2 separate regions of the Homo sapiens genome follow, and region 1 is linked to region 2. Evidence: chromatin loops called from intact Hi-C (ENCODE). Cell type or tissue: MCF 10A. All regions are shown on one strand. Links, peaks and the distances in the headings refer to the core of each region. The heading gives the core; the rest is flanking DNA.

What was found. Peaks named below come from ENCODE experiments on the same cell type or tissue, not always from the same donor. Only the 100,000 strongest peaks of a DNase experiment are listed, where the experiment ranks them.
Region 1: it touches region 2 in a loop (28-fold over the local background); 2 of 110 quality-filtered maps call a loop at or near these places.

What each region holds. Positions count from the first base shown.
Region 1 is chrX:25,441,238-25,444,168 of GRCh38, reverse strand. No RefSeq gene overlaps it. Among named protein-coding and RNA genes, the nearest start is that of ARX, 430 kb to the right of the region's middle. In MCF 10A, for the core only: no CTCF peak of the experiment used is centred there; no DNase peak of the experiment used is centred there.
Region 2 is chrX:25,205,754-25,208,684 of GRCh38, reverse strand. No RefSeq gene overlaps it. Among named protein-coding and RNA genes, the nearest start is that of ARX, 190 kb to the right of the region's middle. In MCF 10A, for the core only: no CTCF peak of the experiment used is centred there; a DNase peak (open chromatin) is centred at 1,704.

The DNA of each region.
Region 1 (2,931 bases), core at 264-2,763, 240 kb before region 2:
GGTAAATTTGTAAACTAGAGGAAATATATTCATGAAGTGAGGAGAGAAAACACAAAAATGTTTTCAAAAGTAAATAAATTGTTTCAAAATCATACCAAGCAGCATATTTCCAACATTAGCATTAAGATACAAATGTAACTAAAAACAAAAAACAAAAATGAAAGGAAGCAAAAAAATTAACATAAAGCATTTTGCCCATATTTTAATAGCTATAAATGTTCAATAAACTCAAAAGGGGCCATACAAAGAAGCAAAATAGCCATAATGATATTTCACTCCCTTTTTAGTCTTTAATTTACTGGCAAAGTAACAGATATTGAGTAGTTAATGAAATTAACCAACATCCCAGAAAAAGAAACTCAAAGAATAATTATACATATAGCTATGCAATCCCACTTCCCAAATGCTCCAGGACATTCTAAAATTAAAATTCTCTATCATCAAACAGGCCAAAAGAGATAAGCGGTTCCAATTTTTACTTGGAATATACAGCATGCTGTGAGATTTAAAGAGATAGTGTTTGACAGTGTTTTAATTTTATGAGATGCTATACTAATGAAAATATAAAGTAAAAAATATATGTAAATGTATAATTCATGGTCTTACAGTTCTTTATTCTTAAATCAATTAAAATATTATATGTGTGTGTGTTTTGTTTGCGTTTTTGTTTTGCTATGTAGCATTAACCAGTTTTATAAAAGTTGTTCACCAAAAGAAATGCAATCATGTTAATAAAAATCTAGTTTGGATGTTTCCATTTTATCTCATTAAGCTAGTTTCAAGAGCTAAAGAAAGTGTCCCTATTTCTGTTTACTTTCTAATAATAATAAAGCTTATAAGCATTTTGATAAATTTTGATTAAAATATGTCTTGGTTTCAAGAAAAGTTAGAGTCACCATCTACATTCAGAATTCACAAAGGTTACGCAAAAGACTAAAGGAAAAATTTGCAGTAGTTTTGTACAAGAAACTGGAAACAGAAGAAACTAAACCACAACATACCATTCCCTCTTTAAAGGATTTTGCAAACGTGTAAAGTAGGTTTATTTATAAATGCTTGTAAAGTAGGTTTCGGAGCCAGAATGAGAAACAAGGACAATCAAGGGTTTGCAAATAATTCAGAAAAGCATGTAAGAAAGAAACTACAAGCATCTGTTCACCTTGCAGATCACTGTAGAAAGTAGGGATTTCAATGGGCTTGTAATTCTTGACAAGCATCAGTATAAATGTATACAAGAGGCAAGGCGATTTCATAGTTGTTATGTTCGGTTTTGTTTGTTTTGTTTTGTGTTTGGGGCAAGTATCATGTGTGGCATACTTTAATGCCAGATAAAGGTTTGTGCTATTAAAAGGTAATGAGTTTAAGTGCTCTTTAATACAGATGGAAATAACAGAACATAGAAACAAGGAGAGATGTACAGTGCTATTCACTTGCAAAATTCTTCGTGAACCTCCCTGCTTCTTCAGCAGAGGGCACTCTGCAATGAAAAGTGCTTGGAAGCCGAGGATGCTATCTTTGCAATGTAATATCCAAGAATACAGTCACAATGTAACATCGAGAATACAGCAAAAGAACTGCCTTCCCACTTTAACTTGTCTATCTATGGGAAACTCGAACGGTCATGCTATGGTGCTTAGATAGGGGTGAATACACACCTATTCATGATTAGTTTGTAGCTCACTCTCCACCTCAGTGTTATCCAAACTACCCAAGCTGCCTTCTTCCTTCTTGGTCTATCATGAGGATCTATATGTAGCAAAGCGATCAATCCTATGAATGCTGAGAAATCACTACAAATTGCTGAAAATATCAATGTTCTGGCATGAAAACCCCTTATTTAAAAATTGACAGTTTCAAATGGAAAACACTATAGAATTAAACCTTCCTTTCTGCTCCAAAACAATACTGAAGGTAGAATACCCCTTCCTTCTACTTTCCCAGCCCCATTGCATGATTATAGTTATCATGGTCCAGGAGCCTCAGTTGTCTAAACAGTTGGGACCATAGAGAATGCTGTAGAAATGAAAGCATATTTAACAGAATAGACTTTAACCAGGGCTCAGGTTCTGCCACTTATTTAGCTTGCAATTCCTTGGTTCCTTATTGCCAAATTAGTACATAGCAGATATGAGAAACTAAATGAGATGATGTATGTCAAGCGTTCAGTGTTTGGTGTAGCAAGCACTCTGGACATTTCAGCTCTTGTCATCATTAATAAAAATGGTATTTCTCTGTCAATGACATATGCTTCTCATCATTTCATTACTTTCCACTCTTAGAATATATTCACTTTGTCAATTGTACTTCAATAAAGCTGAAAAATGAATATATTCACTTGTTTTGATTTTTTAGAATCATAAAAGTAATATAGTTATATCAACAATTTAACAGTAAGGGGTCTAAATAAGGATTAAAAGTCCCACCCCCTCCTCCCCTCTATTCCTACTTTATTGAGATAATATTGCTAAAATATGGCACTGAAAATTTAGAGCTTATCCTCCCATAAATATACGTGTGTATATTAATATACATATATACACATATGTGTATGTGTATCATATATGTATGTGTACATATGTAACAATAATATATATCTTTTCTTTAACTTGTTCTTTTCCCTTAAAAACTTATTTCAGACATCTTTCATGTCAGTACATATAGCACCATCTTGTTATTTTTAACAGGTGTATGGTATTCCATCCCCTGGCTGGACCATGATTTGTTTAACCAGTCCTCCATTGAGAAATATTCAGGTTATTTCTATGTTTGTATTGTAAATAATTTTGCAAAGAGCATTCTTTCACATAAAGCTTTGCATATATGTGTATATATATCCATAGAACTAATTCTTAGCAATGAAATTGCTAGGTCAAAAGTCATGTCATTTTTAAAGATTTTTGACATATAAGTTTTGCCAAATTGGCCTACAAA
Region 2 (2,931 bases), core at 241-2,740:
ATAAATATAAATACAATTACTAACATTTTCTTCCAACACCCAAATGAATGATCTTGTCAGCTCTCTGGGGTACACACATCCCACTACCGAAAACACTCTTGTTGTATATCCTTGCTCCCCAAAATTCCAAGAAAGAGTTTCAAGGACTGTTGCTTATGATAGGAAAGCTGAATGAGTCCTGGACTCCTCATTGTAGCTTTATACACAGCAAGTCAGCTTGCATCTTTGTGATATATTTTGGGGTTTTGAAAATGATTTCAATGGGAAAAATGTTCCTCTGCAAAAAAAAAAAAAAAATTACAAAAAAAATAATAATAATAGGTTTGAAACCCACTTCTCTGGAGCACTCTCTTTTGGTGTGAGCCTCTGGGCGGCCTTTCATGCAGGTGGCACATGACATCACTCGGCCCCAGCTGTTCCTTATTAACTCAGCCTCTCAGTGAAAGATACAGCCTTTTACAATTTGACTTTTTTAAGGAGACAGCCCATTTTGCAAATCAACCAAACACATTAAGCACAGTTAGACCGCCACATTCCATAAATATAAATTTGACAGATAAATCCCGTGTTTTCACAGCCTCTGCTAAGACATGGATCAATCTGAAGTTCTGAAGGACACCAGGCTTGGCAAAAAAGCATCCCTGTTTTGTCACTCTAAAGGAAATGCAGCCAAGTCAACTGCACCCAGAGGGTCAAAGCTCAAAAATCATCCAGGAGCCTATAACCCTCACTGAGGCCTCTAAACCATTTCCCACATGAAAGGACTTTGCAAAAATGTTCTTTGCCTGCTCATAATGCCTAATTAGGCCCTGACCATGAGGCTAAGAGGTGGAGAAGAAAAGCCAGGACGCCTGCAGGCTGCCACTTGAGTTCACAGCAAAATGACAGGCAGCGTGCCTGATCCAAGGGGAAGAATCTGACAGTCACATTTCAGTCTTTCAGCCACATTTGTTTTTTACATGGGAAGGTTGTGGCATCAATAGTGTCATCTTCTAATAGAAAGGACAACTACATATAATGCATAATTGCCGGTCTGAATGACTTGTTATTTTGACTGCCTATTCTAAAATGTCTATAATTGCTTCCAATGAGACTTTGAATAAATGATAAGTCAGCACAGGCAATCACTGGTGGAGGCATAGCATGGCTATGGAAAACTTAATACAAATTATTTTGTCACGTGTCAATTTCCACCAATTCCTGATTATGATCACAAGGCATTTGTACCGCTTTGTTGGGTATTTCTTCCAACCGTGTCCCACTTAAGCAACAGAAGGTGTATCACATGTAGGTGTATAAAAGACATGGCAGTTTATTTTCAAGGGCAATGAGCAGAAGCTGGCTGAGCCTGATAAATTCGTTTTACACAATTTTAGCTTGTGCCAAATCCTGGCCCTTTTTGTAAAACAAAACAAAGTAAGGTAGAAGCACACCTCTCCAAGAGTTATTGCCATCTCTCCAAATGAACTTTTTCCCCCTCATATGCTTGTTTGCCAAGTCCTAAAATAACAAATCACTTCTTTAAAACAAAATTGTCTCCCTGGAATAATAGGCTTCAGTGTGAATTCTGATAGAGCAATAGCTCCTCTAAATGACAGCAAAGGCTTGCAGCAGGGATGCAAGGCACATCTATTTCAGGGCTTCCCATTAGAGAGAAAAGCAGTTCAGTAAGAAGTGAAGTCATTTCCTGACTCATTGGGATGCCATGTTTAAACCACAGTTTTCTGCCTGAGGATACAAAGGTTGGAAAAACGTGGCTGAGCCTAAAAGAGGTGAATCACCCCTTCAGGATTCAAATAACCAACTTTTTAAGGTCCTTCACCCATTACTAGAACATATTAGATAGGGAAAAGGCTTAGCAACAGCCTCCATCTATTCCTTCATAGTAAGAATAAGGTTCTCCATCCTATACCCTTTGTTAAAGTCAGTTTCATAAATGATCGGTTCGCATATGATTAAATGTTTAAGTGTAGGAGCAACAGAAACATGTCAATGTTTAGGCATTATAAACATCAGGAGGTGGAAGAAAAGATAAATACAAAGCTTATTTGATTTTTGTTTGTTTCTAAAATAAGTTAAAGGACCAAAAAAATTTTTTTGTGAAATACTTCTAAAGCCATCACATCATATACTTTAAATTGACATTATTTTATGTCAATTATACCTCAAAAAAACTGGAAAAACTAAAACTAAAATTGCTATTTTTAAAGGATGATACACAACAATTTATTAGGTTGGTGCAAAAAGTAAATTGCGGTTTTTGCCAATACTTTCAGTGGCAAAAACCGCAATTACTTTTGCACCAACCTAATAGTAAGGGTTCCAAGGATTTATTTTACTAGAAAAATTTTCAATGTTCAGTCTCATTAGTAACCAAAGATAATTTTTATAATTTACGATAACGATGAGATACCATTTTAACCTATCAAATTAGCAACAGTTGACAAAATTAGCGGGGAGGTGCATAATACTCAGAGCTGGTAAGGAACTACAAATTGTTTCAACTTTCCAGAAGGTAATTGGGTAATACATATCAAAAGCTTTAAAAATGTTCTCACTCTTTAACCCAGTAATTCAACTTCTAGGAATCTATCCTAAAGCAAAAATCTGATATGTGGCCAAAGATATATTCACAAAACTGTAATTACAGTCTTGTTTAGAGTGAAAATCTCAAAAAGCCACTTAAATGACGAACAATAGGAAAAAAGTATTATTGTGGAACACTACAATGGTGGAGCATCATACAACAAATTTAAACTATATTTAGAGGTTATCTTTAATAATAAGGAATCATACCAATGAAAAGAGCAGTGTGGAAAATTATATATATAGGAAGAAAAAATATGCAAAGGAATCCCTAATTCAGTATCACTCTGGTGGATGGGCAGAAGGATCTTCCCCATCTTAAATATATCTTGTCATTATCAATGT